4 separate regions of the Homo sapiens genome follow, and all the other regions are linked to region 1. Evidence: chromatin loops called from intact Hi-C (ENCODE). Cell type or tissue: heart left ventricle. All regions are shown on one strand. Each heading gives the region's core, and the rest is flanking DNA. Links, peaks and the distances in the headings are about the cores only. Region 1 overlaps DAAM1 (dishevelled associated activator of morphogenesis 1). Region 2 overlaps DAAM1 (dishevelled associated activator of morphogenesis 1). Region 3 overlaps DAAM1 (dishevelled associated activator of morphogenesis 1). Region 4 has its middle 54 kb from the start of DAAM1.

What was found. Hi-C counts contacts between places; a loop is a spot of excess contacts. Peaks named below come from ENCODE experiments on the same cell type or tissue, not always from the same donor. Only the 100,000 strongest peaks of a DNase experiment are listed, where the experiment ranks them.
Region 2: a loop joins it to region 1, with 2.5 times the contacts of the local background. A loop is called at or near these places in 6 of 110 quality-filtered maps.
Region 3: a loop joins it to region 1, with 6 times the contacts of the local background. A loop is called at or near these places in 33 of 110 quality-filtered maps.
Region 4: a loop joins it to region 1, with 2.0 times the contacts of the local background. A loop is called at or near these places in 6 of 110 quality-filtered maps.

The regions. Positions count from the first base shown.
Region 1 is chr14:59,250,253-59,258,511 of GRCh38, forward strand. All of the region lies in intron 1 of DAAM1 (dishevelled associated activator of morphogenesis 1), which reads left to right. Among named protein-coding and RNA genes, the nearest start is that of DAAM1, 66 kb to the left of the region's middle. In heart left ventricle, for the core only: a CTCF peak has its summit at 4,332 (motif pointing right); a DNase peak (open chromatin) is centred at 4,349; H3K27ac peaks cover 4,072 bases.
Region 2 is chr14:59,323,361-59,331,619 of GRCh38, forward strand. It overlaps DAAM1 (dishevelled associated activator of morphogenesis 1), which reads left to right. Exons shown (of 25, transcript NM_001270520.2): 7 at 768-878; 8 at 991-1,094; 9 at 2,304-2,370; 10 at 2,600-2,717; 11 at 3,150-3,288; 12 at 3,573-3,631; 13 at 7,141-7,328; 14 at 7,849-8,148. Among named protein-coding and RNA genes, the nearest start is that of GPR135, 140 kb to the right of the region's middle. RefSeq lists enhancers at 7,206-7,255, 7,658-8,259. In heart left ventricle, for the core only: no CTCF peak of the experiment used is centred there; no DNase peak of the experiment used is centred there.
Region 3 is chr14:59,191,218-59,199,476 of GRCh38, forward strand. All of the region lies in intron 1 of DAAM1 (dishevelled associated activator of morphogenesis 1), which reads left to right. Among named protein-coding and RNA genes, the nearest start is that of DAAM1, 6.7 kb to the left of the region's middle. In heart left ventricle, for the core only: no CTCF peak of the experiment used is centred there; no DNase peak of the experiment used is centred there; H3K4me3 peaks cover 1,036 bases; H3K27ac peaks cover 2,997 bases.
Region 4 is chr14:59,130,362-59,138,620 of GRCh38, forward strand. It overlaps the pseudogene AKR1B1P5. Among named protein-coding and RNA genes, the nearest start is that of DAAM1, 54 kb to the right of the region's middle. In heart left ventricle, for the core only: a CTCF peak has its summit at 3,018; no DNase peak of the experiment used is centred there.

The DNA of each region.
Region 1 (8,259 bases), core at 2,179-7,178:
TTTGTCCCATTGTTATCCCTGTAGCTGGTCCCTGCAACCTTGGGAACATTCTTCCTCTCTGTATTTCATGAAGTTTGCATCTAACATTACATTGAAGTTTTTAAATTTGTTGGCTAACATAGAAAAACTTTTAAATGGACTATTTTTGTGGATGTACAAATGAGTAAAATACTGACAGTGAAACCGTCTGCATTTATGGGCATGGGTTTCAAGTATGCACAAAAAGCAAGCTGTAATTTTAAATGAAAGAGGCAATATAACAACTAAGGAGTTATTGAGGTGTATACTTAGAGTTTTAATGGGGTTATTGAGAAGGCTTGCAAACATCCTTTTTTCAGTAGGATACTGTCACCTGCATCATGCACTCAGGAGAGTTCATTAGCCACTTGAAAATCCATATAGATTCCACAGAGACAAACTTAGGTACATATGGAAATAATAGTTAACATTTATTGAGCATCTTGTGCGTGCTAAGCACTTGGTTAAATACCTCAGCTGTCTTTCAGTTAATACTTGAAACAATTCTGGAAGTATATGCATCCCGTATATAGGTAGGTACATACATATTGCTACAAATACAGTTTTTAAACATAATGGTGCTACATGTATATTGTTATAAACCTTTCTTTCTTCTCTGTCTTTTATTCTGAATATGTTCATTTTTTTCATGTCAGTCCCATGGACCTAGTACTTTCTTTGTAACCCTGGGCATAGGGTTCTTTAGCACTATTTCTCAAACTTTGCTGCACATTGGAATCACCTATGGGGCTTGGAAAAATACCCATGCCTGGGCCCCAACACCAGAGATTCCGATTTTATTGGTGTGTGGTACAGCATTGTTACTGAAGTATGAGACAACATTTATTAAAACATTCCCCTACTAAAAGACACATGATTCTCTATTACAAGTTAGGAAACCTGTTTTCTATTTCACAGTCATAATGAACACCTTTGTTGATACATCTTGGTGCCTGTGTATGAATGTATCTGCAGGTCAAATTCTTAGATATGCAATCTAGAAAGTGTAAGATGTGGATCAAAGGGCCCGTGCATTAAAATAATAACAGACACTGTCAGATTGCCTTCCACTGAGGTGGTGCAATTGACTTTCCCATCCACAGGTTAGGAGATTGCCCATTGTGGGGCTGAGGTTCTTCCCTCAGTCATCTTTCACTCCGCCGTGTTTTTTTTTTTTTTTCCTTTAAGTTTGTTGTATTTTTAGAGGATCGTATATCTAAATGCTTATGAAAGTTCTCAACATGAAGGGAGGTCGGGCAAGTTCTGAGTCAAGGCGTTATTTCTCTAAGTCTTTTTAATGTCATGTCTTTGGAAGTTTTATAGCTGACATACCAACTTAATGCCTTTAATCATCAGAGAAGATGTGTAGCAATACCTCCTAGAGCCACACAGCACCTGAAACAGGACAGTGTTAGAGGCGACTGTCCTCTCTACTGCCTTATTTCTATACTTCATCTTGCATACAGTTGAAGCGTTCATCATCTTTCCATATGCCTCTTTTGAACATCCATTATGTAAAATTTGTAAGTAGAATCTTTACAAAGGGCAGGGTGCTGCTTTTGAAGGGAGTTCCAGTTTTTATAATGTGATTCTGTCATTGTTTCTGGGTGGCTTCTCCTTGCTGCATCATCAGCAGGACGCATTAAGAAAAGCTGGAGCCGAGGTGTGGTGTAGTGCTGGCCATGATGCAAAGCTCAGCGTGCTGCCCCAAATGAGTCCCTCTGAGCAGCAGGCATTGTGGAGAGACTCAAGCTCTAATTAACAGCTTGCCACACTGTAATTTTCAACTCAGGACTCACCATATACTTAGCTCTCTCTAAACATTTTTTTACATTTGTAATGGCAAACTGTGGCAGTGTCCACATGTGTTCAGAATGATCTTTCTGAGGAAAAAGTGTGAAAGCCAGCGGCCCTGGGTGCTTATATCTTGAGGGTTTGCAGTAGATTTTCCATCTTGGTAATCAGTTCACAACCACTTCTTGGCCAGAGAAGATAACCTTCAGACTTAGAAAGCAAAAGGATAAGTAGATGTGATCAGTGACTGAGGATATCAAGGGGAATCATATCAGTATTACAAATGTCAGTGTCCTTGCAGTAACTAAATTTGGTATGCAAATATCAGAGTTTTTGTACAGTTGTTTGGATTGGAATATTAAACCTGCTGAATTCTTCAAAATATACAGGAAAGCTTTTTTAAAAAAATGCCTTTTCCCGTCCTGCTCCAGAAACCCTCAGAGAATTTCCCACAATTTGCAGATAAGCTGACCAACCTGCAGAGCCCTTGATTTAGTGATGACAACTGCCCTATAGAGATTAAACCAGTCTCATGCCAGGAATTTACTCTGCTGATACACACAGGAATGTCAGAGAAAGGAATCTGGTTAACATATTTCCACCAAACAGTGGTTAACATATTTCCACCAAACAGTAGTTAACAAATAAATCCTCACCCCCAACTTTTTAATGTAGTTCCCACTTCCCTTTATAGTGTCCACTCAAAAGCCATCAAACATTTCTTGAGTACTTCAGGGTGCTAGATGGTATGAGGAGACAGAGCATCTCATTTAACCTTTAGACTATGCCTGTGAACAGTTTCTCCCTGGGCTAAGAAGCAATCTTCCCCTTGGTGTGAAACATGAATTGGCATGTTTCTTTTAATTAGTACAGCTACATGATCCATCCATTTTCTTTTTTTGCATGGGCTGCTTGGAAGCTCACACCAAAGTGTTGTGCTCTAGCTTTCCTAATCTTAGATTTTTTCGTGTACAGCCCCCTGGGTTTCTCCCACCTTGACTTTCTGTGTTTCATTCTGTGTTGAAATTTTCGTCTCATTGTGTTTTCATTGTAAACCATCTTAATTCACTTTCTTACAACAGAGGGGAGGCAAAAATATGTACAACTTTATTTTTACAGATGATAAAACTGAGTTTCAGAGGATGTAAGTGTCTTTCCTAAAGTCATTCCAAGAAAGAAGTGGTGGAGCTGTTATTTGAACTTGTGTTGCAATTCTGCGGCTGCCTATGTGATATTGTGTCTATCAGTTTTTCCCTAACTGGAAAGCACAGGCATCTTCGTGAGAAAGTTGGAGGTTTCTTAATTGTTACCAGAGAGTGAGGCTAATTTTAACCAAGAATCTTTGTTCTTTGTGATGTTTCATTTTCTCCTGTTGAAATTGTATTAAAGTAATCTTCGCATAAAAGTAGGAGAACATAAAAAGAGGAAGGTAATTAGTGAGTTTTAAAATTTGCTTTCAGTGTAAACATGAACATATAAAGACCTCTGGGCAAAATTTTGTTTCTTTATTTTCAGTTCAGCAAACTGTCATTTACCAAGTATGCCAAGAGCCATTTTTCTCCACAGAAGCCTGTGTAGAAATAAAAATTATACCTCTTTGGCAATAAAATGCCTCCATGATAAAATACAGTTATAATATTTGAGAAGGAACAAGATTGAACAACATCTGGTTTGGGGCTGTGAGGGCTGGGAGCAGTACTCACTTCCCCAGGGGACCCTGTCTAGGCCTCACCAGGGAGAGGGACTTAGTGTGACCATGAGCCCTCAGCCCAGAGTACCTCCAGTATCTTCTTTAATCCATAGTAAACTTTGCTTCAAGATATGGTAAACATAATTGTTGAAATTAAGTATATATCTATTCAACTTCGCATCTCTCAAAATTTGCCTGCATTATTTCAATTGTGAGGAAGTTAAAAAATGCCTAATAATATATTTCTTTTTTAAACAATGTCTTTTAATATTATTTGCATTTTCTATGTGGATGGCACCAAAGGGTGGACTGCTTGTTTGGGAAGATCTGAAGCCTTAAATACCAAAAGTGTGCTCCTTGTGGTAGGGGGACATTTTCAGAGGCAGCCACATTTACCTGTATTTGTGAAGACTGACTTTAGGGGTCATTACACCTGGATCATAGAGGACCAGAGTGTGTAGAGTACAGGTGATTGCCGGTATCTTGTAACATACAAGTATTCTTTTCCATGACTGCTGGCCTTAGTCTCAGATTTTTGAAAGAACTGCTGGTGATTCAGGAAAGTTGCATTCTTTTGTATATTTGTAAAGAACAAAACTTGGCCTCTTAGATGAGGGAGAGCTTTGATGTGACAAAGCTGGCTGTGGAGTTGTAATATTTTATGTTTTTGTAGCCTCCACAATTTAAATTTGTCTTTGTACGGTATCTGAGTGGATCCCTTAGAGACAGATTGGAACCCAGAGGGAGAAAATTATTTGCATTTCTTTTGACTTCAGCTTACATTTGTTTATTGACTTAACTCACAGACTAGCAACAGGTCAGCAGGGGGAGGGCACAGCTCTCTGTGAGCTGTGATGTCTTCGGGTGCTCCAAGGACACTTTGGGTTTGGCTCCTCTCCCAGATGATCTAGACGAGATGTCTTGGCTTCCAGACTCTGGTTTCTGTCACGTGAACAGCACAAACTTCCTAACTCGAGAACCTTGTTATATTGGCTTTAGGGATTTATACCCTAAACCCATGGTTATGGTATTACGTGACACAGAACAGTTGTTGCCAGCTTTTTAGGATCAAAACTTGGAGGTCCTCTTCTTTGCTGCTTACATGCAGAGTTGGGCATAGTGTTTCTGGCAGGGCTTGGAGAAAGCCTGTTAATTACATGCTGGTTGAGGCCTGGTTTGGCCTGAGGGTATGCATGGACTTCACCTGGGTGCCCTCCTCCCTTATCTAGGGAGAAAGTGGGCAGTTCTGGCTTCCACTCTGTGTCCCCTGCCTATGCTGAGGCAGAGAGAGCAGACAGAAGTAGAAAGTGTTTTCAGGATGCTAATGGCTTTTTTGAACATTTGCATATTGGTTTCCCTGTGCATAGATGCTCTCATTATTTTCCTCTTGCCTCAGAAAAGTTACTGGGTCTAGAGGACCACCTGCTGGGTGAAGTTCCAGGAGCCACTCCAAGAAGTGCCCTATTAGAACATCCTTTTGTGATCAAGTGTATGGGCAGGGCTGTCCCTCCACTGAACACACTGACTGAGAAACGCCCTTTCCGTTTCCTGATGGAGAGGATGTTGAAACCTGCGGGGAACACACAATTCCCTTTCAGACGTTTCTCCTATAAGCTTTAGACTATATCCCGTGATTTTTTTTTTAAGCTCCAAATAGTATTTGGCATCTGGTGTATTTGGGAAATGAAACCAGACATGAGGAATGTGAGAGAGGAGAGGGATGGCCAAGGAGAGAAGCAAAGTAGTTTTTTTCCTTTCACATTTTTCTTGATAAGACAATTTGGGTTAACATTATTGTGTTGTTGCAATGCAAATTACACATCAGAGCCCTCTGGAAAATTGCAAAATGTGAGGTAAACTGCAGTTCTGAAAACATGGGTGTGGCAACTAAAGTGGAGGGTCCCCCAACCTTTCTCTTTAAAGATGCTCTTATTGCATAACTCTGTTTTCTTGTCCTTCTTTTTATGGTTGTGACATGAATTCTATTGTTTCAGAAATTCCAGAGACCATTTATAGTACCAGAACAATGACTATATTTTAGTGTTGAGATTATAATTCTTAGGAAAATTCAATGTCAAATGCTGTCTATCTTGATTCATATAATAGAAGTGGGGAAGAACAATTATGGTCCCCACTGCACTTTGCAAGTGGATGTAAAAACTCTCACAACTTCTAACCAAGTTGGTGGCTCTCAGGAACTAATTGTCCCTCCCTCCCTCCCTCCAGCATATCTTGACTGCCATTTCCACTAAACCCCTCTAGCTAGAGGAAAACCTTGGCAATTGGATTCCTCAGTCTGGACAGTCATCTTATAAATGTGTGGCAGAAGTCCTGATGGATCAATTAAAATAGTCTGCATATCAGCAAAAATCTGTTTTGTTTATGCCAACCTTAACATTTCACTCATGTATTAAATACTGATTGTGTCTTGGTTTGTGGAAAACAAACTTTACTTATCACATATATTGTGACTTGACATTATCAAAGGGAAAGTATTAGGGAGGGTTTTCTTGTGGACTGTAGGTTGTTCTCCAATGTTTTATCATCATAATTATCATCATCCACATTCCCTAAAATTTGGCCTCAGTTTTTGACTGTTGCTACATTGAGAGTCTTGCCTGTTTTGTTGAAGAGCAGTACAAATGACTCTGACTTCTAGCTAGGCCACAGATGGATTGGATTTCTTACTCTTTGCTAAGGAAAATGCACCTGCTCCAGAATCTTAAGAAGCTTTTTAAATTGTTTCCTTGTGTATAGCATAGCACTAGTCATCTGTAATGTTATAGATGGATTGCAGTTTGGATGTCCCAGAAGTGACTTCTTCCTCTGCAACAATGCCAGAAGCTGAGATTAGAAGATGTGCTCTGGTTCAGGGCCCAGCTGTCATGGTGGAATTAGTCCTCTTCCTCAGGCTGATCTGATTAAAAAGAGACCGATATGGAAACCTAGGTCCCTAGTTTCAGAAGCTATGCATTCCTTCTTCATCGGACAGGAAAAGGACCAACTCCCCTCCCTGCTGTATGTCTGCACTAGACTATGATCTCCCAAAATGGCATTTTGAGTTTTCTTCGTCTGTGTCTCCAGTACCTAACACTCTGTGGGTGTATTGAGGAGGTTCAGATCATGATGGCTGAGTCAGTGAATATTTTCTTGGGCAAAATGTTGACTGAATATAAGATATTGGGGAAATGTCTAAAAGATTTTATCAGCGAGTCTCTTTTCAATGGCACTTACTTGGGAATGAGTTGAAAAACTATGCACCAGCTAGTTTGGCCAGAAACTCCTCGCTCTTGGGAAGCTGGAAAGCTGCAAATATCCCAAGGATGGAATTCATTTATGAGGCTTCTGTCAGCATCAGAAAGCTTGACAAGTGCCTAAGGAGAACTTGATGATCTGATTGGCTTCAAATGTCTTGGTGGGTTTGAAAACGGATCTGCAGACAACTATGGGAAGAACACCCAGTCACGTATCTCTGACATTCAGAGGTGAGACCATCTGTTCACTTAGGAATTTATACTTTTGCATTCAACAAACATTTGTTGAGAATATACTACGTGCCAGGGATTGACTAAAACTTAATCCCTGCCATCAGGATCTCACAGTCTAGTGGGGGAAATGGACATTAAAAAAAAAAAGGCACTCAAATATGTATATCATGCTAGAGGTGTAGAAAGAAATGTGTAACTGTCCTGGGAAACTGAAGGCCTACAAAGCAGCAGTATTTGAGCAGAATCTTGAATGGTGAGTGGAAGAGAGCCAGATAAGGAAGACACCGCAGGCTGAGGACACTGTAGACGTGTGGGCTGAAAAGTGCAACCATTGCCGAGGACTGATGAGTGCACGCACGTGCCTGCGTATGAGGCATGTTTAGGGTATTGGGAGATGTGGGCCGGAAAATAAAGTTGGCAAGGGTCAGGGCAGAGACCTCCTTCCAGCACGTAACTCCTCTGGTCTGGACCCTGCCATCTTCAGCCTCTTCCTTCCTAGCACCCCCACGACTCAGCATCCACCATGGCCCATTAGGCTTCAGCCACATTGGTCTTCCCTAGTGACTCAAACATGCCGGCTCCCCACCTGCCCTGGTCTTCACACACACCTCCTTTAACCCAGAATCCTCTTCCCCAACACTTTGCAGGGCTGGTCCCATTTTATCCATCAGGTCTCAGCTTAAATGCATGTGGTCAGGAGAGGCCATCCCTGATCATACTATCTGAAGGACCTGCCCTCCCACCACTACCACCATTGCTCTTCACGTTCTTCCTTCCATCCCCTATAACATGAGCCAACTTCAGGAATAATGTTTTAGTTTTCTTGATTTTTTTCCTGCCTTCCCCAAAGCACACAGGCATCTTTTCTCATTTTCATCCCTCTTCCCTTAGTGCCCAGCACAGTGTTTGGAATATTTGGCTCATAATTTTTACTTGATAAACATTTGACTTAATGATGAAATGGATGGATATGATGGGCTGGGGCAGCTGTTGTTACTTTTATGATGTATGGGCTTCTCCGCATAAACATCTCTACCTTTACCAGCAAATCAAGTGTGTTTGGGCATGGGCAGCATTCAGGGTATTGGGAGATGGGGGCTGGAAAATCAAGTTGTTAAGGGCCAGTGCAGAGACCTCTTCAGTGTGTGGCCCCTCAAACTTCTGTCTTCCTGATGGCCCACCTCCTTCCATCTTAAGTCTCACCTATGAAATGGGGGTGATGAAATGAAGTGATAGTCTCCTCTTAAGTCTTACCTGTGAAATGAGAAT
Region 2 (8,259 bases), core at 1,031-6,030, 72 kb after region 1:
TTCCCTTCTTCTTAGGTTTAAGAACCAGAGAATAGAGTATACTTTCAATAGTTGATGAATCTGGGCCTTTAGATTTGCAGAACTTGAAAATGTGGTCTTGCATCCTATATGTCATATAGCACACATCTTTTGAACCCACCAAACTGGGTGTTCCCTGAAAATTTTACAGCTTGCCATTCTTGAATTAGGATCAATATTAATAATTTTTCATATTTCACTATATTACTTGGATGTAAAAAGCAAGCAGAGATAATGAAGCAAAGGCTTTTGTATACATGTATGTATGATGTAAGAATTTTGAAATTAGAGTTTTTAGGACTGTTCTTAAGGAGAAAAAGGGTGGCTTTCTATGGGTCAGTGTAATCCTGTCTAAACGTAAGATTTTAAAAGTTAACTTTTTGGTGGCTCACACCTCTAATCCCAGCACTTTGGGAGGCTGAGGCAGGCGGATCGCAAGGTCAGGAGATCGAGACTGTCCTGGCTAACACAGTGAAACCCCGTCTCTACTAAAAATACAAAAAATTAGCTGGGTGTGATGGTGGGCGCCTGTAGTCCCAGCTACTCGGGAGGCTGAGGCAAGAGAATGGCGTGAACCCGGGAGGTGGAGGTTGCCGTGAGCTGAGATCATGCCACCGCACTCCAGCCTGGGCAACAGAGCAAGACTCCGTCTGAAAAAAAAAAAAAGTTAACTTTTGAGTATAAAAAAATTCATAAAATGAGCATAAGGTTAGTAACGTTTCAGTCCTTTGTTTTTCTATTTTTGATAGACATTAATTAACGACTTGGATAAAAGCACTGGGCGGTATCGAGATGAAGTGAGTCTCAAGACTGCCATCATGTCCTTCATTAATGCAGTGCTCAGCCAAGGTGCAGGAGTGGTAAGAACCTTCTACAAATTAAAAATATATTAGTAAATAATAATTTATAAAAAGTGATTATTATGTAGTCTAAAAACCACAAATATGTATTTTATTGCCATTTTACTTTCAGGAGAGTTTGGACTTTAGACTTCATCTTCGCTATGAATTTCTGATGTTAGGAATTCAACCTGTAATAGATAAATTAAGGGAACACGAAAATTCAACATTAGATAGGTAAGTCAGACTATTATGATGTGAGAAAGTTTCTGTGTTTCCCATCTGTGTAATGCAATACCTCATCAAGTGCTGGCCTGTGGTTACTTGTGCCCTGTCTGTAACATAAAGAGCTTGTATCAGAATGTTAGTTCAGCTAATGATGTTTTCATAGTAAGACTTTGTTGATGAGGGAAGCAGCACATTATGTAGAGAACTTAATGTGGGTTTTAGCATTAGACCTGAATTCATATCCTATCCTAGTCCTGCCTCTTATTCCTGTGTATCCTGGTGAAGTTACTCAATTTTTCTGAATTTTGCTGTTTTTATAACTGCAAAAGATAGTGCTGGTGGTGATGATGATAATGACAGTGATTTTCCAGGAATGATGTAAAAATTGACTATAAAACCTATGGAATTACTTAGCCCCTTTGATAGGCATTCTGTGAATGTTAATTTCCACTACCTGTTCATTTCATCGTTTGCTATCATTTCACTGAGTCTAAGCTATCCCAACTTGCTTTCAGAGCTTTTCTCTACCACGGCTCTCCTCTCCTGTATATTCATATACTCCAACATGCTCTTCTTCTTGATATTCTGTGAACACTCTTGCATCAGTGCCTTTGCGCTTGCTGTTTCCTCAGCTTCAAAAGATCTTTCACAGATGTCCAAATTGTTGGTTCCCTAGTTCCCTGGAGAGAGACCTGTTCTAACCACTGTGTGTACATTATTCACCTCATCTGCCATCATTTTCTATTTCCTTTACCCTGATGTGTTTGTCTTCATAAAATGTATCCTGGGTGTGTAGAATACATAGTAGGAGCTCAATACATATGTGACTGAATAAATGAATGGCATGATCATTTCTTTTGTGATCTTTAATTCAGCTGGAAGTTAAGTGTAGGTATATGGGCATGTTTTTCCATAAAGGGAATCCATAGTGGAATCTGAACTTGATTGTTTTTAGATTTAGTTTTAATTTAATAATTGCCTACTGTATGCTAGGCATCGTAGACTTTTAAATTTTTCTCATATTGTGATCTGTTTCGCTCAGGTGATGTCTTTTTTTCTTAGAAAGAACAAAGTTGAAGCTTTCAAATTTTGTTACATTGTTCCTTTTTGAGATATCTCTGAAAAGTCAGGAAAAACCATGATATTAATGTCCTCAGTCTTATGCACCTGTGTTTATAGGATGTTCTACTTAATAACTTTTCTTTCATTATTTTTCAGGCATTTAGACTTTTTTGAAATGCTCCGAAATGAAGATGAACTAGAATTTGCCAAAAGATTTGAACTGGTACGTATGCTTACAATTATTCTGGTTTGATTCATCAGTTCACATTATTTCTGTCTGTAATGTGTGTTGTAGAGTCCACATGGACTTTAGGGCAACCTAAAAGCAAACTCAAAGCTCTATTTTGTTTCCTAAGTGGCAGGATTAGCTTCTGTTTGCTTTGAGTTTACTTTACACTGGGGAAACTGAGGAACTTAGATGTTTGATTTGATTTCTTTTTCCTGTGAAATAGGTTCACATAGACACAAAAAGTGCAACTCAGATGTTTGAGCTGACCAGGAAGAGGCTGACACATAGTGAAGCTTACCCGCATTTCATGTCCATCCTGCACCACTGCCTCCAAATGCCTTGTAAGTGTGTTCGTGACTCACATGTGTGCTTCTGAATGTTTGGACATTGTCCTAATGGGTTCTGGCTCCTGCACAGTGCTGATTACATTGGGTGCACACCAGGGATTCCAAGCCTTGGTTTTATGACAGCCAAGTATGTGTGTCTACATGGCTTAAAGGGTGTTACAAAATTTTTTAAATGAAACAAATTAAAATTTTGATTTTAAAAATAAAAAATATGCCTTACAACCTGTTCAGAAAGGGGTAGAGGGTACCTCTCAATCAAATAAATGATCATTGCATGTCAAAATTCCATAACTTTGGGAAGCATTGGTGCAGATGTTATAAACATCTCTGGTTTGGTGGCTTTAAAGGGTGACCACCATTGACAAATATTCATCCTAGCTTAGAAACAACTTGAAGATTTTTTTTCACTATTCTTTTCTTTTTTAGACAAGAGGAGTGGCAACACTGTTCAGTACTGGCTACTACTAGATAGAATTATACAGCAGATAGTTATCCAGAATGACAAAGGACAGGACCCTGACTCCACACCTTTGGAAAACTTTAATATTAAGAATGTCGTACGAATGTAAGTCTCTTCTTATTCTGCTGCTGTGAGATAATGGTGACAATGTAAGATATTTATTTTATCCTACTTCAGAGTAACAGCTGGGAGAGCTGAAATGTTCTAGGGGTCAAATATGAGTTACTGTACACATGCACTATAGCTAAGTAACATCTGGTCTTAAATGGGTTTCAAGCATGCACTGAGGATTTTCTCTGCAGTAGACTATTTTTGTACCTGGGGAGAATGCAGTTAGCAGTGGACCTTTTATATTTTTTGTAATAAATGCTCCTTGAACTCTTACACAGGTTGGTTAATGAAAATGAAGTTAAGCAGTGGAAAGAACAAGCGGAAAAAATGAGAAAAGGTAAATAATGAGGCCCTGATAAGAGGCTGTGTTATTGGTTATTGGGTGACCTTGATTTCCATATATTTTGGAAATTTACATTGATGTTTCTTGTTAGCTTGGTGCAGGCAGCCTTTCTTTTTCCATCTTTTAAGGGCATTTTGCACTGAGTTTCTTAAATTGAGCTATTTTAGTTGTCATACTGATTCTCAAATATTTTATCCTTTTATTATAATCATGTAAATGTTTTGAAAAGCTTATAGCATTTGCTGTTCAGTATTCCTTAAATCAAATTTTCTTAACTACTAATAATTCAAACCCTTCCCCTACTCCGTCATGGCTCTTTAAATCATACTGGGTTTTAAGAAATGTAATAAGGGACTTGAGGAATTATCCAAAATTTTAAAAGAGAAGAACAGGTCACTTGGTTTCTTTTTTTTTTTTTTTTTTTTTTTTGAGATGGAGTCTTGCTCTGTCACCCAGGCTGGAATCAGTGGCGCCATCTCGGCTCACTGCAAGTTCCACCTCCTAAGTTCACGTCATTCTCCTGCCTCAGCCTCCCGAGTAGCTGGGACTACCGGCGCCCGCCATCACATCCGGCTAATTTTTTGTATTTTTATTAGAGATGGGGTTTCACTATGTTAGTCAGGATGGTCTCAATCTCCTGACCTCGTGATCCACCCGCCTTGGCTGCCCAAAGTGCTGGGATTGCAGGCGTGAGCCACCGCGCCCGGCCTACTTGGTTTCAATAACCCAATTCTGTCCATGACCTTGATTTGGTACCAGTTATAAAAAGAGAAGTCATTCAGAAAATCAGTGACCATTGCTGAGATATGTGTTACGAAACATTAGCTGGCCAGCTATTAGTGTGTATTTGAATATGTCTTTGATATTATCTCTTAGTATCAAATGATAGGAGAGACATTTATGTCCATCAGTGTACCAGCCATACAGAGAAATGTATGTAATTTTCCTTCCTGTTTTAAAATATTAACAAATTGAAGTTGGCCTCTTTGTGGAAATAATCATACTGCCAGCTACCATGCTCTCACCATACTGGTTAACTGACTTCCTTTTCCTTGTCCAAGTTATTCACTCACAGCCAATGAAATACAATAGCATTCACCCCAATATTTAATGTGCTGAAAAGCAGGTCCCAGAGATGCCTAAGCATTTCCTTTTCTCTCATCACATTTCCACTGAGCAGAAAAGCAGGGCCATAACTGATATCAGAAAATACCAATTGTGAACTAACTACTGTTATGTTACGAGTTCCTCATATGTATTCAGATTGCTCCCAAATAAGTGACATTGCACATGCATTTTAAAAAATAAATTTCAGAAACTGCTACAAAAATGATAGAAACATTGACTAAAAATCAGGGTAAAGAGATTAAACCAAAGAGAAAATAGTCAATGAGTGGATATTTTAGGAATACACTCTAGAGCATGGAGACTCAAGTGTGCAGGTTGAGGAGAGCACTTAGGATGTAAGCTTTCGAGTCATTCATTCATTCGTTCATTCAGTGAATACCTGTTGAATGCCTGTATGTGTCAGGCACTGTGCTGAGCTCTGGGTCTGAGTCTCAGCTCTCCCCCTTTCTCACTGTGTGGATGGGCTAAGTGATTTCCTCTCTTCTCCCCCAGTCTCGACCTTTGCAACCTGAGGATTAATCCTGACTCACAGCGTGGTTGTGAAGATTAAATGACAAAACAAATATAAGATCATTAGCATAGTGTCTGGCACATACTAGTTGCACAATAAATGATAGCCACTGTTGCAGGATTTAGGTGGCTGAGATGGTACAAAAGAAAATCACCAATGTCAGTGGGAGGAACAGGTTGTTTTAGTGTTTTAAAGTGAAATGATGGGTAGAGTCTAAAAGAGGAAAGATTATAGTTAAATGTTAGTTTTTTTCTAGAAGCTTCAGGTGGCAAAATTGTATTCAAGAGGGCATATTTTGTTAAAATAGTCCAAGGGTAGAAGTGATAAGGAGACAGAAGTTCTGTGGACCTAAAATGTAGAGAATATTTGGGGAGAATTCTCTTTAGGGCAGCACACCCAGGAAGTGCTCAATAAAAGCTTAGTGACTGAATGGTAAATAGATACCATTTGTGGAGAGAGTCATTTAGGCTGGAGCTTCCCAAACCTGGCATACATCAGGATCATCTAAGCCCTGTAGTCGACCTACAAAATAGACTTCTTGGAATAGTGTCTGGGGAGTCTTGAAATGCTGAAAGTTCTCAGGTAATTCTGAGACACAGCCAGCTTCATCAAAAGCTAATGACCAGTGAGAGGAAGGCAAGTTTCTAGTCCTGAAATTGTGAAAGAAGAATGAAATGGAGATAAAAGAAGGAAAATGGGATATAGAGAGGTCATTTTTGGATGTATTTCTGGAGAAGTTAGGGAGGCAACAACAGAGTGGTAGAAGTGGATTGCTGACAAAATCCAGGGATTTTAGTGGCTTGAACTCCTCTCTGTAAACTCTAATTTGGGGGAACTCAGGAGAGAGAAGGTCAGAGACAGAGAAAACAAGAATTTAAATGTGTTAGCAAATTCAGAAATAGAGACCAGCTCTATTAGTATAGCTCGGCCCCAGTGGGTTATACCTCTAGTGGATTTATTGATATAAAAAGAATAGGAATTGGGGACATGTATTTGAAATAAAAATCCGCAGCCTAAACTTTGTTAGTTCTCTTTTCCAAAACTCATCACTCCTTTCAGCAAGCTTGTATTCATTGGCAATGTGAATATGCATTATGCTGAATTGGATGCCCTGTTTTATTATAGCAGGATTGAGGAAGTCAGTAAAACTACAGCTAAGAGTCAATATTTTTCTCCCCTGTGTTACCATGATTTTCGCGTTCTACTGACCCCACTCCCCTTAAGATATTTAATACTGAGATGATAACATTTGCTTTCATATGCCTTAATAATTGTTTACTGAAAGCATAAAATACTTCAAGTAGCCTTCTGAGGGGAGATGGGAGAAGTGATTCCATCTGGGGACAAACCCTGGGTCTGACAGCAGCTCTTCCTCACAGGTGAGACCCTCCCTTCCAGCCCTTCGGCTGGTTGGATGTGAGCTGGCAAACCTAATTCATAAAAGCTGAACTACTCTTTGTCTCACTTCTAATTTGTGAAAAGAGGCCATTTGAATATTTATTTTTTTCCTTGTATTGCTAAAGGACCATTTTAATGACAAGATTCTGAATCAACTACCAAACAGTTACCATTCTCCTCCACAAGAAGTCACTCAAACTTTTGTTCTGTGTTTAGAACTGTGAGTGTAGGCTCTCTTCTTCAGTCTCTTACGTAGTTAATAATAACATTGTTCATCCGAAGCCCACTCCAAGCACAAACATCATTTAGCCTTTGAGTTGCTCCCTTTGATGGAGAAGAGGAATAATATTTACCTAATAAAGATCCTCATAATCTCTGCCATCATCCTCAGTCAATTTTCTTTTAGAGAAAATGCTTCAGCTTTGAAGACTCTCCTGTTTTCATGTCCAATTGTTTTCTCGTGTAGAGCACAATGAGCTACAACAGAAACTGGAAAAGAAAGAACGAGAATGTGATGCTAAGACTCAAGAGAAGGAAGAGATGATGCAGACCTTAAATAAAATGAAAGAGAAACTTGAAAAGGAGACTACTGAGCATAAGCAAGTCAAGCAGCAGGTGGCGGACCTCACAGCACAGCTCCATGAGCTCAGCAGGGTGAGGTCTTCCGCTCAGCTCACGGGCAGCTGCCAAGGCCTCACTGACCCTAGAGCCCCTCACCCTTAAGTAGAGAACTTCATACTGGGGGAATAAAATCTGAAATGGCTCATGATTCATCACAATTAGGAGACTCACTCCCTCTGCTATCATGTAGGCAGCAGAGGCTGTTTGGGGGTGCATTTTTAAATACTGTACAAATCTAAGAGCAAAGGAAATTGCATTAGCTTCTTAAAGTGAAAACTGACTTCATGAAAACCAGACTGTCTGTGATGGTGCAAGAAGTGAGAGAGATATGAATGCATCCCAGACAAGTACTTGAGTGTCAGGTACAAAAGGTTGATGCACTGGAGTCCATAAAGGCCCAAAAGAGTCCATTCGACTTTACCGATCCTTTAAACATTCTCAGAAGGGTGAATTTCTCTATAATAAACATTTTAGGCCAAGTTACAGACTCTTAAATCATTCAATGAATTTACTTCTTCCATTGATCTTTCTTTTCCTATTTTTATCTTTTCAGAGGGCCGTCTGTGCTTCAATCCCAGGTGGACCCTCGCCTGGAGCACCAGGAGGGCCCTTTCCTTCCTCTGTGCCTGGATCTCTCCTTCCTCCCCCACCACCCCCACCTCTACCAGGTGGGATGCTTCCCCCTCCACCGCCTCCCCTCCCTCCAGGTGGCCCTCCTCCTCCCCCAGGGCCTCCTCCCTTAGGGGCAATCATGCCACCTCCTGGTGCTCCAATGGGCCTAGCACTGAAGAAGAAAAGCATTCCTCAGCCCACAAATGCCCTGAAATCCTTCAACTGGTCTAAACTGCCCGAGGTGAGCCATTTGTTCCAGTTTTCCCTTTAATGGATAGCATTAGCAGCTCATTGTGTTATCACTGAAAGGGAAAACAGCCCTGGCTGTTAAATGATTTCATTTTCTAATGTG
Region 3 (8,259 bases), core at 1,873-6,872, 59 kb before region 1:
GATCTTATTTTAAGTAGGTAGCTACATCCCCATGAGGAAACAGGATCAGAAGTTGTCACTTTTTTCCTGGAACTTACCATTAAATGAAAATTTCCTTCATTCTTCTGCTTGTCTACCCTACTAGATTATAAGCTCCTTGAGGGCAGTGTCTTTGTTTTGTCCTTTTCTGTCCCCCCAGCATTTAGAGCAGTTTGTTCATTTGTAGGTCTTTAATAAATATATGTTAAACGAATATTAAGTAGCAGAACTATGATTGGAGATCCAAGGTCTATTATTTCCACTGATAGTTCTGTCATCCGTGGTAATATTCCCCTTAGCTTTTCTATCAAGCAGTTTCATTTCATCATAAACCAAAACTTGTCTGGCATAAAAGGCCTTCTATGTATTTGAAATAGACATATTTCCTAATTATTTGCTTTTAGAATACATTCACTCACATCGACTGTTTCTTTGTAGTTACAATTTCTTATTACCCCTGAACCAGGCATTTCTAGATTTCTCTCAGTTGCACTATCCTTGGCCCAGATAATCTTCCCAGGAGGTGTGTGACACGTGAATAGGGAGAGACACCAAGAGAAAGATACCCAGAAGCCTTTGCCAGGCCACCAGTGTCTCCCAGAAGAGCTGGGAGACAATAGTCCTCTCACCTGAGGCAGAGCCGTTCCGTAAACAGGATCAGTTGTTTCAGGCTGGTTGATGTGAAAGAAATGTGAAAGAACATTTGCCCAATATTTGTAACATGTTACCATCCAGTAGTCTGATTCTGTGGGTTTTCAGGAGCATAAATTAGTAAATTAGTGAGGAGGTGTGATAATGAAGAGGGTGTGGTGGGTCACATCCTTGGGTGGTGCTTACAGGAGCTCCATGAATAGGTGCTAAGGAATTTGAATCCTGGCTTTCTTGTTTTGTGGACATGTTCTGCTTGTTAAGGGGTGTGTGTGTGTGTGTGTGTGTGTGTGTGTGTGTGTGTGTGTGTGGTTTTGAGCTACTTTGTTTAAAAGGCTGCTTTTAGTGTTGGCACTATGGTCCTTAAAACAAATAAGGTGTTTACAAGCAAAAGTTCTGATTGAAAGTGTTTCATTTTGTAAATATTTGGGAGATGGCATAAAGAGAAACTTGAGGTCTTGTGTGAAAACACTTTAAAGTTGCAGCTGTTGGACCAGAGGAAACATGCTTTTCCAACAAAGCTTGGTATCCTTGAGTGCCCTAGGTGTTTGGTTCAGGAAATAATCACAGAGCTTGTAACTGCTGTGGGGCCCTCCCTGGCTTCAAGCCGTGCTCTGGTATTTCCAGTGTTAAGTCTATCCTTATATTGCCGGAAACAAAGCAAGGTGTCCAACTTGGGTTAGCAAACTTGTTTTCTCTCTAGAGGGGACACCAGTCAAAATAGAAGTTCTATATTCTGTTGTGATTTTTTCCTCTTTGGATGAGGAATATGGTGACTTATTTTGGTATTACAATTTCTAACTTGGTAATAGAGGTAATATTCTAAGTGAATACCAATCTTAAGTACGCACAGCATCTGTTGTAGTGGTTTCAAGACCTCAAAGTTTAGGCCGGGCGCGGTGGCTCAAGCCTGTAATCCCAGCACTTTGGGAGGCCAAGTCGGGAGGATCATGAGGTCAGGACATCGAGACCATCCTGGCTAACACGGGGAAACCCCGTCTCTACTAAAAATACAAAAAATTAGCCGGGTGTGGTGGCGGGTGCCTGTAGTCCCAGTTACTCAGGAGGCTGAGGCAGGAGAATGTCCTGAACCAGGGAGGCGGAGCTTGCAGTGAACGGAGATTGCGCCACTGAACTCCAGCCTGGACTACAGAGCGAGACTCCGTCTCAAAACAACAACAACAACAACAACAACAAAACCCTCAAAGTTTAGAGGAAATTGATTGCACAGGTACTATTTAAGAAACTGGTACTGAGAGCATTTTCTCTATTTCTGTATGTGGCTTGGAGGTAATGTCTGGTTGACAGATCAGGCTAGGGTGGATGATACCCCTCTTGAAGATGCATTCACTTAGCAAGTGTACTGTCTTTTATGTAGATTATATTATTTAGAGTGGCTGAGGCTGCTGATAGAGACCAGCGTTGAAGTGTGGATCTGAAGTTCACCCCCTTTCTCTGAGCTGTCACCTTGTTTGTAGCCCCACTGAAACAGGGACAGACGAACATGAGATTCAAGTTGATTTTAGTGACCTATATTTCATCCAGCAGATTTTTTTTTTCAGAAATAAAAGGTTACCTTTTAATTTTTTAGTATCCTTTCCACTGTTCTAGGAGCAGGGGGAGAACAGAGCATTTCAGGGAGAGTTTGCATTCATAGTCCACAAGTTTGCATACATAGAACATGTGTCTAAAAATGAACTGAATGTTAAGTCCTAGAAGCACAGCAACAAGTGTGCAGAGCCTTCCCCATCACTCCCAATTAATCTGGGGTTACCAAATACACCCTCAGCTTTGGTGAGCTTGTTTTCCTCATTGATGTTTAAGCGTTCCTGGTTTTTACTCTGTCTGTGACTTTCTGCAGTAATGGCTGTCCACGTCTGGAATGTGCTTCCCTCTGAGTGTCTGGATTATCTTGTGCTTTCATATCTAGCTCAGGTGCCACAGCTTCCACGAAGCCTTCCCTGCCCTTCCTCCTTAAAGCACTTAGCTTGACCACACAACACTTACAGCTAATTTGATACCGATATTGTATGTGAGGTGCCTACCTCATGCCAAGCCCTTTCTAATACTTTCCATGGGCTACGTCATTGACTGCACATAATTATACAAGATAGATACTTTTATTGCCATGTTCTAGATGAGGAAACTGAGGCACAGAGAAGTTAAAGAACTTGCCTAGCTTAGGCCACACAGCCTGTAAGTGGCAGACCAGGTTAGGGACTCAAGCAGTCTAGTTCTTTATACATCCTGATGTTGCCTGGTTTCTGACTTTCCGGCACGTTATTCTTTTCTCTGCAACTCGAGTTGGGGTAATCACAGCTTCCTTTGAGTCTCTTAATTCTCAGACAGTGCTGGGTCAGTAAGTCCTGGATTAATTGAGAGTAAAATGACTTCTTCATGTCACAGGTTCTTACAGCCTGATTTTCTGGAACAGAAAATGTTGTGTGAGATTAAAAATGTTGTTTTTGAGTATTTAAATGATAAAACTTTGGAGCTCTCCTTTGCTGTATGAACGATAGACAAATTATTTGAAAAAGGAAATGCTCTTATATTACAACTCTAAATCTGTTTGGAGCCTGTCCAGCATTAGACCTTATTTGTTAAGTGAGGTAACTTTTCACTGGGTTGAATCCCTCATCTGATAAAAGATCTTCTCACCCTGAACAGGGCCACAGAAGCCTGTGTTGAGAGTTAAGAGGGCCCATAATTTCTCAGCCTCCCTCTTCCCTGTAGTCTTTTAACATACATTGTGAAAGCTCTTTTGAAAAGAAAATAATGAACACTTGAGCAGTAGTCAAACATGTAATCTAATATTGGATAGCCTTAGATATTAAAATAAACTTTTTCCCCCCACCTCAGAAGAGATACTTTTATTTATTTTTACAGTGGAGCAAATTTGGTGCCAAATAAACAATTTCTATTCTTTTAAACCATAGCCACAGTTGTGAATTAAATGGGGAAAACCAGGGAAGCAAGTTCAATTTCCAATGCAGTTGGTGCGATTTCGTGACTTACAATAGATCTTTTCCTTTTGGCTTAAAACTAGATATTGTGCCACTTAGACAATATTTAATGAAGACAATTGACTAAAACACAAGGAAATAATAGGAAAGCTATGCCTTAACGGCATATTGCCAGGAAGGGAAACATGAAAACAAAAGGCTTGTTAGCCATTAGGCTACACAATCATAAAATTTTTTGAACAGACATTGATTTCAGAAGGTTTTTCTTTTTTCTTAATCATTCATCTTGTTATACTTTTTTTTTTTTTTTTTTTTTTGAGACAATCTTGCTCTGTCGCCCAGGCTGGAGTGCAGTGGTGCGATCTCAGCTCACTGCAAGCTCCGCCTCCCAGGTTCACGCCATTCTCCTGCCTCAGCCTCCTGAGTAGCTGGGACTACAGGTGTCCACCACCACGCCCAGCTAATTTTTTGTATTTTTAGTAGAGATGGGGTTTCACCGTGTTAGCCAGGATGGTCTCAATCTCCTGATCTCGTGATCCGCCTGCCTCGGCCTCCCAAAGAGCTGGGATTACAGGCGTGAGCCACCGCGCCTGGCCTCATCTTGTTATACTTTTTAAGTATGTCATTCACCTTTAGTAATAACCTGGGTTTATTCTGTTCTATAAATTACACCAGGATTGGGGTTTTAAGGCTACCTGTATTTCTGCTGGCACACAATTAAGGTCACCTATTAAACTGGTCTTTGTCATTTTTATGTCTAAAAAAAATACCTGCAGTGTGATTGGAAAATGTTGCCTATCTGATAGACTTCCTGAATTTAGGCTTACAAGAGTAGATAGCCCAGATCCTAGCTTTGGGCATTGTTGGGGTAATACAGATGCCCATCTTTTATTTTCTGAGATAGGTTCTTATATTCTGGCTTGTTGGCTAGCTCAGTTTGTTAGTGACATACAAACCAGGTCAAGGGCATGGGTTAGCTTTGCCTTGTTTTGGAGCCACAAACTGTACCTGTAATTCTAGTCAGATTTTTTCTGTATCTTTTTTTTTTTTAAATTAATCATGCTTTTGGGGACTAGACTGTACATTGTGGACATATCAGTGCACAGCTATCACTACTAAGGGCAAAAAAAGGTGCCATATTTTAAAGCGAACTGGTAGGAAAACCCTGTAAGTGAGAGGCAAGACTGCCAGCAGCTTGCTAAGGAACCGTATGCTTCTGACAGTTGTCCTCCTGTGAAGATTAGGTCAGGACTAGGGGCAGCTTCTTGAAAGTTTGCCAAAGCCAATAGCCTTGATCTTTTTCCTTTCTTGGCAGAATGACAGATGCCATCAATGTGTGTTTGGGTGCTACTTCTGGACTTACTCTTAGATAAAGTTCTGGATATTTGTGCCCAAGAAGAAGAGTAAAGGATGGTGGTCAACATTATTCACCAGATGAGATAGATTGTTCATATGTGCCTAAGCTTAAATTTGTATTAGTTTCATAGAGATTTGGTAAAACCAAGCAGGGAAATGTTTAGACACAAGTTAGAACCCGCAGTTCTGTAACAAGAGGTTTAGACCAGGGACCCTTCTAAATCCCCAGAATGTACTACAAAATTAATTGTAAGAAATGGGCCGGGTGCGGTGGCTCACGCCTGTAATCCCAGCACTTTGGGAGGACGAGGCGGGCATATCACAAGGTCAGGAAGTCGAGACCATTCTGGCTAACACGGTGAAACCCCATCTCTACTAAAATTACAAAAAATTAGCCGGGCGTGGTGGCGGGCGCCTGTAGTCCCAGCTACTCCGGAGGCTGAGGCAGGAGAATGGCGTGAACCCGGGAGGCGGAGCTTGCAGTGAGCTGAGATCCTGCCACTGCACTCCAGCCTGGGTGACAGAGCGAGATTCTGTCTCAAAAAACAAAACAAAACAAAACAAAAAAACAAAACCCACAAAAAAACTAATTGTAAGAAATTAAAGGAAATGAAACAGCTTAAACTGAAGAAACTTGCTGCATTCTCTATTCTTGAAAGTTGGTGAAATTGTGAATATGGAAAATGTCATACATTTCTGTTCAAGGCAACCCATTTGGAATTCTTTTTTCTTTTTTGAGACGGAGTCTCGCTCTGTCGCCCAGGCTGGAGTGCAGTGGCGCGATCTCGGCTCACTGCAAGCTCCGCCTTCCAGGTTCCCGCCATTCTCCTGCCTCGGCCTCCCGGGTAGCTGGGACTACAGGCGCCTGCCACCACGCCTGGCTAGTTTTTTGTATTTTTAGTAGAGACGGGGTTTCACCGTGTTAGCCTGGATGGTCTCGATCTCCTGACCTCGTGATCCGCCCGACTCAGCCTCCCAAAGTGCTGGGATTACAGGCGTGAGCCACCGCGGGAATTATTTTTTCAAATGCAACTACAGTTAACTCATTATTAGTGGCTGCTATTTGATTTAGGCTGATGGTGGAAAAGAAACAACAATACCATTTCTGTTTGGTTTCCCCATCCTGTTTGTGTGGCAGTCATTTCTGCGTTAGAGGTACTTTGTTCAGCACTGTTGGTAATGTGAACTAAAAGTTGGAGGACATGCAATAAATAAATGCTGGAATTGAAGCCAATGGCTGAGACTGACCGCACCATGTTCTCAGAAGGTTAAATGAACAGGCCTGCTATTATATTTTCGTCTTTTAAAAATCAAGAATAGAGATTAAACTGGAAATACTCTGACCCATTTAGGGCTTGAGATTCTGTGAGTAGGTAACACTTCCAACTATGGAAGTTCTAGGAACTGTGGCAGGAAACTGCCTTGCCTATGATATTTTCTGCTAAGGGCTGGTTAAAATGTTTTTAAAAATGTATATAGTTTTATATTTAACCCAATTTCTTTTCAGGCTGTGTCTGAAGTTACGTTTCTTCCATACCTTACCTTTTCTTTCTATACTCCCTGCATTGCAGTTTGACAGTTCTGCTCCTTTGGCTTCTCTGTGGGCAGGGTGAGATGGCTGTCTCCAGTCTGCCAAGTTCCATATCTTGGGAGCCCCATCACTGACCTTACAGAAAAGCATGTCTTCCCCCCTTAACCCTCTAGCTTAGAATGAGAGCTGTGAGGCAGCTGGGAGAGGAAGGCTTACATTGTAATTCTGTCAAGCTCAGATTGTTTTTCTGACGAACAAGTTGAGGGAAGTAGGTAGAGGGGAGGACAGAGAGAGTTGCTGGGTTTCACTTATCTTATCATTTGTTTCCCTCTGGATGGCCTTTGTTTATGCTGTCTCTTCAGGCCAGGAATTCCTCCAACAGAAATCATGCGTACACTCGGGGACATTCACATTGGGGCTTCCTTCTTGTGTTTCCATTTGCTGATTTGCCTTTCTTTTCTTTTCTTTTCTTTCTTTTTTTTTTTTTTTTGAGACGTAGTCTTGCACTGTTGCCCAGGCTGGAGTACAGTGGTGCAATCTTGGCTCACTGCAACCTCCGCCTCCTGTGTTCAAACAATTCTCCTGCCTCAGCCTCCCAAGTAGCTGGGATTACAGGTACCCGCCACCATGCCCAGCTAATTTTTCTATTTTTAGTAGAGACAGGGTTTCAACATATTGGTCAGGCTGGTCTCAAACTCCTGACCTTGTGATCCGCCTGAACTCCTGACCTCATGATCCGCCTGCCTCGGCTTCCCAAAGTGCTAGGATTACAGGCATGAGCCACCGTGCCTGGCCCCATTTGCTGATTTGCCTTTCTTCTCTACAGCCTGATCCGGAAGGAGGGGTGGAAATACTTAACCTGCTTTTAATGCTTCTGTTAGGGGATAAAGAGATTTTACAACAGTGATGTGGGGCAAACATGTGGGTGACTTTTCTAATGAGGAAGGAGGATAATGCTGAGTAAATGTAGATTCAATTTACATGTAACTTCTGTTTGGTAGAGTGTTTAATCACACATGTTTGACACCTTGAATGAAATCTCTTCACCTGTCTTTTGGTGCTTTGCAATTGCACAGAGAAAAAGACACACTCTTTGATTTTAGGTTCAGTTTGGGTAATCGTGGCAATTCCTTTAAACTTTCCGGACCTCTCTTTCCTCATTCACAGTGTATTCACATAGAATAAGCTATCTTCTGGATAAAAATTCTAAATTTTTGGGAAGACAGTATCCTCTTAAAATAATGACCTCACTTATGTGGCACTGTGTACTCATCAAAGTAATATCCATTGAGTTTCCCTAAAATGGAGATCGGTGAGGGAGAACTCCGATTTTTCGCCCCCAGTTTTCAGCCTTGGCTGCCCCTGCCTTGGCATGGTGTCCTGAGATCCTGTTCTTGGCTGGAGCTAAGCCCCATGATCTGATCCCCAGTCTCTTCTCAACTGCACAACTCAGGAGTTTTGTAGGATATAAGGGATGAAACTCGACAGAGTCTTTTGGTGATCATACAGTTCTGTTTAAATTGATCATCACTTTTTAGTTTCTACTTAATTGTTTTTCTTTTTTTAAATTTGACATGAGGTCTTGAACTCCTGGCCTCAAGCAATCCTCCCGCCTCAGCCTCCGGAGTTGCTGGGATTACAGGCGCATGCAACCGTGCAGGGCTGATCACCACTTTAAACTGGAGTCTGACCACCAGGGGGTCCACAGAGTGAATGTAGCCAGCTGTCCATGTTTTGCTTGGC
Region 4 (8,259 bases), core at 1,011-6,010, 120 kb before region 1:
ACTTCACACTAGGGATAATCTCTAAAAATATTATAAACATATTGAAGATGCCTGGAGTAAATAGAAAAGCTAGGAACTTGTGAGGCAGCTTATTTCCGTATCAGGAGGAGATCCCGTGACCATTCACATGTCTAAAGGAAACTTTCCAAGTTTTGCTTTTACAAAGCCAAGAAATTTTGCACCCCATGGTAAATAAAGTGCAACAAACAAGGTAAAAGAACTGTCTTAAGTGGTCTCATCAACTAGTTACCCACCAGGGATGACGGCTCCTGGCTTCCCTCCAGCCTGTGAACAAAGCCAGACCTCCCAGATCCCGGGCCCTGCTGACGTCTACCTTTTCTTAAGTCCATTCTTTAAGCAGCATCTTCCTGCCTATCAGGCCTGGGCACCCTCCGAGGTAATGCGGAGAGCCGGAAGAGAGCTCTACAGAAAGGGGTGAAATCATTCATGGAATCTGCAGGAATTGGCATATTTTCTGAAATGGTTCCATGCATGACTTTATCACACATATTAGCTGCCCTGGCCCAAAAGGCAGGATCGTTGTCAAGACGAGATATTCAGTTCACTGCAGAGGATGAGGACTCTAATAATAACAGTTAAAACCATTTCTGGAAGGATTCTATAATAACACACTTAGCTAACCACCTTTGAATCCACATACATAACATAAATAAGTGGAACTTTTTAAAAATGAAATAAAGTCACAGTTATTTCTTATTCTGAGTTGTGTTACATGATCCTGTTCACCTTGTGAAAAATCGTCAAGCTCTCCACTTAAAAGTGTGTGCATTTCCATATACTTCAGTAAAATGTTTCCTTTTAAAAAAAAAAGGCAGAGGATTGCTTTAGATATGTTATCATCAAATTATGATCTGTAGGGCAAATCCTGCCACCTACTGCTTTTGATGACCTGTGATCTACAAATGGTTTGTATATTTTTTAATGGCTGGAAAAAATTAGAAACATATTTCATGGCACTTGAAAATTATATGAATTTATTGAAACACACTTACATTCGTTCCTTTACATATTGTCTAGGGCTGTTTTTGTGCTACAACACCACAGTTAAGCAGCTGCAACAGAGACGGTATGGGCTGCAAAGCTTAAAATATTTATATTATTATATGTTATTTATAAATATAAATATTTGTATTCATATCTGTCCCTTTACAGAAAATGTTTGCTCACCCTTGTTCTAAATTAAAGGGCAAAAGTTATAGGACAACCATATGCAGTGCATGATTCTTGATGGTCCTAGATCAGAAAAAAAAAAAATCTATAAAGAACATTTTTGGAAACAATTTGGGAAATGCAAATATGTTTTGTATAAAAGACAGTACATTTATAACAATGTTAAATTTCCTGGTGTGATAACAGTATTGTGGCTATGTGAGAGGATGTCCTTGCTCTTAGGAGATACATACTCAAGTATGTAGAACAGGAAGAGTCTAATATTTGCAACTTACTTACAAATGATTGGGGGAATATATACAAAGAGTGCACAAATGTATCACAAATGTGATAAAATGTCAACAGTCAATAAATGTAGGTAAAGGATATAAGGGTTTTTATCCTCCTATTCTTTCAGCATTTCTGGAGGTTTGCAAGTTTCCAAAATAAAAATAAATACAACCATAAAAACGATCATTTAAAAAGAACTCACCAGTCAGGATGTAAATGATTGATCAGTGGCACATGCTGAGGGTCAATTAGTTAATACAAGTGGTTTGAGGTTTGCATCTAAACCTCTTCAGCAGTTGTATTTTGGGGGTTGTCATCTATCAGCCCACAGTTCTCATCCTTGTGGCTTTTCTGAATTCTCCTTTCTGTTTTTTCTGAGCTGATTCCAGACGGCGAGGGGCTTACCAAAGATTTACTTGTTATTTGATCTCCACATTTGTAGCAAATATGATAGTCAGTGTTTATCCTGTCTTTCAAGAAACTTTTTTTTTAATTACCCACATACAATGTGTTTTTTTTGTTTTTCCTAGTGGGTCATAGAAATCCATCATTAAGTGTCATTTTGCCTTTTAAGAATTATTTAATTCCTTGAAGATTTATTATCTCTTTAATCAGAGCAGATTCTTAACACACCAGTAATGACCAGTAATGTACCAGTAATTACACACCATTTTCAACCTATATTTCATCTGTGTATTTTTATGGGAGTTTCTTTTCTAAATTATGCTTTTGTCTGTGGGCAGTAGTTTTGCGGTTTAGGAACCAGCTGATATACAGTTTATCTTGAAAGGCTACATATGGATCTGCAAGGGCTTTGAAATTCCATTCAGAAGCACTTGCAGGCAGGGACCATAATGTATTGCTGATTCTGGAATGCAGTAAATGTAATTGTCACTCTTCGGGACCAGTCCCTTGACTTCCATGTCAGGTTGGCTCATTGTAATATAAAATCCATTTTATCACATTTATTTTGTCTCAGATTGTCAAGCAGAGGCTGTGCAGGTTGTGGATTCTCAAGGAAAAGAAAACAGCATTTGTTTTATTAATAGAGTTGATGGTTTCTTCAAAGCAAAAATGTAGATCAGAAACAAATTATGCTTTGCCCACTGGCTGAGATTTAAAATATCTCTCCAACTGTCACAGAAAAGAACTAGACTTAATTCAATGTAAAATGCATGAACCAGTTTCTAAAAATAAAATTGGAAGCACTTTAGTTGCTATAAACTTCATTCCAGGAAAGTGAGTTATATGAGTATTTTATATTGTTTTATGGGACTTGGAGATTAAAATGATTTTTGGTTGACATCGTGTCGGCTTCCTATTTGAATCAGTCCAGAATGAAGCTGAATAGAATTATAGGGGAAAAAATGAATGACCATTACTGGCAGTAAAACAACCAGGCTTTGCCAATAACATTTTAAACACATATACATACACTTTACACCCCCTCCAAATTTTTTATTGGTTATGTCCACATAGACTGAAAGTTCTACACCAGTGGTTCCTCTCAAAGCTCATTCCTGATGACTGAAACTGTTTTATGGCGTGGTCAGCTCCACAGTTTGGAGGAAGGGGGCAGTAATCATCTCTCTGTGACCCTCATATCCCCAAACTCCCATTCAAAGTCAGCAATAGGTAGTATTAACTTCTTCCTCTGCAAAGATTAAGCTCTGATGGAAATGAAATATTTGGTGAGCCCTGAACAGGGCTTTCGCAAAAGGAAGTGCAAAAGTTAAACAATCAGTCATAGGTAGTGGAATAATAGTTTATATATTTTTTCTTCTTGGCAAGTTCTTTTTATTGTCCAGTACTTCTGTCGTTTCTACCGAACCTTAACGCTAGGGCTTATTATCCCAATGAAGAAGGAACACCAAAAATCCCAGCATGAACGAAAGAATCGAATAATGGGCTCGAAAGCCTATGTTGAGTTCCAAAATAGGTTTTAGGCCTATGGCAGAGACAGATTTGAAGGAGGTTGGGGGAAGGTTTCTTAAGCTCCAGAAGGAAAAATACATGAAGCACTCAGAACATAGTGTTTTACAACAAAGTCTAATCTCTGATTGCAAAAGAACTCGTCCCAAAATATAGAGAGATGATAAGAAGACTTGAGGGAGGGAGCTGGAGAGAACATGGGGAGTCAACCAGCTAAAGGGAGTTAGTGATGTGGTCTCTGTAAGAGGGTTCCACATGCTGCTCCCTCTGGGTCCAAAACCCTAGAAAAGAAGGGATGATGGAAACCTTCAGGAAGATGCAGGAAGACAAGACAGCAGAGGACTTTGTGTCTGAATTGCTGGGAGGAAGCTGCCTTCCAGGGCACCCCATGCCAACATGGAGTAGCTGCACTAAAATGGAAAGGATGAGTCAGGTTCAAGGAGAAAGGAGATGAGACCCCACCTCATACACAGATGCCACCTTGAAGGAGCCCCTGCAAGTGATCAGGGACTTGAGTGAGCACAGAGCGAACTAAAATATCAACTTGCAGAAGAGAAAGGGAGATTCTCACAGTAGAGGCTGTGGGATGGGCAGCCACAGTCAGAGTTGAGACGGAAAAATTTTGCTGAGTTTCAGAAGCTAGACAGCCACCGGCCAATGTTGAGGCAGGAACTATGGGAAAGCAACAGGGGAGACGCCAAAACCCAGCAGAGCAATGGTCCTGCAGTGAGCCTGTTGTGAGAACAGGCTTTGAGTGACAGCAACAGTGAATGCCAGTGGAGAAGTAATTGCAGATCAAAGGTTTCTCTGAGAATGTCAAGGTTATGCATAAGTCCTCCAGAGCCTCTGACCACTCCCAGGGAGATGGGAAGGAAAAGGAAGATGAGGTGAAACAAAATGACTAGGTACCCCCAAAGAGACTGAGTTTAAGGTAAATGCAGTGGTTCTCAACCAAGGACAATTTTACACCTCCAGGGACATTTGATATGATCTGGAGACATTTTGTCGTTGGCACAACTAGGAAGGGCAGGAGGCTGCTGGCATCTTATGAGTGGAGGCCAGGGATGCCGCTAAACATCCCAAAACATGTGGGACAACCTTCACAACAAAGAATTATCCTGTCCAAAATGTGAAGAGTGTTGAGGTTGAGAAACCCTGAGCCAAAGTAACTGAGTTACTACTGTCGGCAGAAATGAGACTATGAGAAATGTTTTAAAAAGAAATTTACACTTTTGCACACCCAAATTCCTATAACTGAACACACACACACACACACAATAATACAAAGATGGAGGTTTGAAGAAAATGGGGGAGTGGAAGTTAAAATGGTAGTACACAGCCTAAGAAATGTCAAATTTTTTTTTAAGCTCACAACAGCACTTTTTTTTTTAGGCAAGGAGAAGTCTTGCTGAAAAGTTACAAGCAGTCAAAACGTGACTGTTAGTGGCACTATTTTGACCTTGTAGATTTTGCTTCTCCTTGGTCAAAAAAAGGGTATGCACACTACACTTTCCCCAGCTGGGCAAAAAAGAGGGCAGAGGAAACTGGAATAGACTTCTACTCTACTGACACTGCTCCTCAGACCCAACATCAAGCTAGAAAAGCCCTGGCTGCTCAGTCTAGTGGTTGTTGTTCCACCACTGAGTGACACAGGCCATGCTATATTTGCAAGAAAAAAATGAGCAGGAAAAACAAGTGTAGGTCACTGGGGATGAGCAGGCATCCACCCCTTCAAAACTCTGCATGGAAGAGGTAATCCTTATAAGAGGCACAGCTTACCAAGGCACAGACCCTCCAGTTCTTGTTGTAGCTGAATAAGATGGTAATATCCTGGCTGCTTGGTTCAAAGTCTGTGACTCAGCAGTGCATTCTGGTATCACAGACCTGGGGATCACCATCAAGTTCCTCTGCCTGGGGAACCGGATCCAAACCTGGATCGCCTGGCTATGATCACCTGGCTATGATTGCCTTGATCTTGGGATCCTCCAGGAGGGAAGGGTCCTCAGCCTTGGCCCAGAGGCTGTCAGGAGAGCCAAGGGGACTACAGGCAGTCACCATAATGCCTTTAGAGTGGCAGTACTGGATTAACTTCTGTGTGAGGCACAGGTGGCACTCCATTTGGTTAACTGCTGGCTTATACTTTAACCCAGGTTTGTTTAAGATCCTCTCAACCTGGAGATGGTTGAAGGTGGAGATGCCAGTAGCTTTCACCAGCCCTTCATCCACCAGCTCTTCATGGCCACCCGTGTGTCCACAATGTCAGTGTCACTGGGAACCATGTTGCCTGACTCATCCAATGGGAAGGATTCCTTCCCACGCTTAAAGCTGGCTGGCCAGTGAACAAGGTAGTAGTCCAGGTAGCCCTGCTTAAGGTCACTGAGCATCTTCTGACAGGCTCCTTTCACCAGGCCCTTCCCATGGTATGTGCACCAGAGTTTGCTGATGATGAAGAGCTCCTCACGCTTCACCATCTGCCCCCTGAGCTTCTCCTGAATGGCCACCCCTATCTCATTCTCATTCTCGTACCTGGGCTCAGTGGATGTGGCGGTACCTGATATCAATCGCCACCTTCACAGCCTTGGTCACCTGGCCTGGAGGGGACATTCAGATGCCCAGTCCCAGGATGGCCATCTTGGTGCCATTGTTGAGCATGAGGTGGCTGGCCATGGATGCAGTGCTTCCCAGACCCCTTCCCAGAAACATGCACAGAAACTTCAATATTTAAATATTAGGTAGGAAAAACCAGTAAAGAAAGACTTGGAAGAGGCCAGGTGTGGTGGCTCATGCCAGTAATCCCAGCACTTTGGGAGGATGAGGCGGACGGATCACAAGGTCAGGAGATCGAGACCATCCTGGCTAACACAGTGAAACCCCATTTTTACTAAAAATACAAAAAATTAGCTGGGCGTGGTGGTGGGTGCCTGTAGTCCCAGCTACTTGAGAGGCTGAGGCAGGAGAATGGCATGAACCCAGGAGGCGGAGCTTGCAGTGAGCTGAGATTGCACCACTGCACTCCAGCCTGAGCGACAGAGCGATACTCTATCTCAAAAAAAAAAAAAAAAAAAGAAAAAGAAAAAGACTTGGAGGAGGGACAGCAAGGTACAAAAGACACCAAGAGAGTGTATATTATCACAACAGCTAAGGAAAAAGGACAGACGAGCTCAAGAAGGACAGAGTAAACTGTGTAAAATGCCCTAAGAAGTCAAGATGATAAGCTAAATGTATAGATTAGTTGAATTCTGCTTCTTGTCTATTAGGGGAGGTGGGGAGGAATGGGATCCAGAGAACACATGAAAGGATTCACTTTAGATGGAAGAGATTCCTCCTCCACTGGAACAGGAGAGAAGAGAATAGGTGCTAATACAAGTAGGTTTATAAATTGTATTGCAATAAATTGTGAATTTCCCACTTAGGAAGCAAAAAATCATCTGCTGAAATTGAGAGGAAGAGAAGAGAAGCCAAAGAGTGTGGAAGGTTTGAAATGGCAATTATAGAGAGTGGTGGGCCAGTCAATTAAAGAAACTTGGTAGGATGCACGGGCAGCACGGAGTGCCCAGTTGAGGCTGGTGACTATGAAACTGTAGTGACAATGGGCACCTGTGTGTGATAGCGCCCCAGCACTTCTCAGCTGCTTGATGCAATCACAGAGATGACAAAATAGCTAGATTAGCCAACAGAGGGTTTGGTTAGGATCAGTGGTTATTTAACTGGGATTTGTGTCAGAATCACACTGGGAATTTTTTGGGAACACTCACACACATGCATGGACTATGTCCCTAAGATTCCAGGCTCCATAAACCTGATGGTTGGCCAGGACATTTGTGTTCTGAGGAAGTTTCCCAGTAATGTGCAGCAGCAGTTAGGAACCACTCATCAGTTCAGGTGCAACTAAAGAAGACTGACAAGGGAGTGAGCAAGAGTGATATTGGAACAATGGGCAGTAAAATCTAAGCCAAATTCAAGAGAAAGGTAAAGACACAGCGTCTCACAGGTAGGGTTAATGCAGAGATCAATAGGTAGGAGATCCCATAAAGTCAAATAACAGGACCTATATAGAAAGAGTGCTTATAGCAAGTCTTAGAAAGGGCAAATTTAGGCTGGGCACGGTGGCTTATGCCTGTAATCCCTGCGCTTTGGGAGGCCGAGGTGGGCAGATCACCTGAGGTCAGGAGTTCGAGACCAGCTTGGCCAACATGGTGAAACCCCGTCTCTACTAAAACTACAAAAATTAGCTCAGCATGGTGGCGGGTGTCTGTAATCCCAGCTACATGGGAGGCTGAGACAGGGGAATCCCTTGGACCCGGGAGGCGGAGGTTGCAATGAGCTGAAATTGTGCCACTACACTCCAGCCTGGGCAACAAGAACAAAACTCCATCTCAAGAAAAAAAAAAAGGCAAATTTAGAAGACATTTTTATTCTCATCATAACTTTTTATGGAGAAGAAAAAAATAACCTATAATCTCCCATAAAGCAGTGTTTTTGGGCCAAGCGTGGTGGCTCACACCTGTAATCCCAGCACTTTGGGAGGCCAAGGCGGGCAGATCACGAGGTCAGGAGATTGAGACCATCCTGGCTAACATGGTGAAACCCCGTCTTTACTAAAAACACAAAAAAATTTAGCCCGGGCGTGCTGGTGGGCGCCCGTAGTCCCAGCTACTAGGGAGGCCGAGGCAGGAGAATGGTGTGAATCCGGGAAGCGGAGCTTGCAGTGAGCAGAGATCATGCCCCTGCACTCCAGCCTGGGCAACAGAGCAGGACTCTGTCTCAAAAAAAAAAAAAAATACAAAAAATACAAAAACATTAGCCAGGCGTGGTGGCATGTGCCTGTAATCCCAGCTACTCGGGAGGCCAAGGCAGGAGAATTGC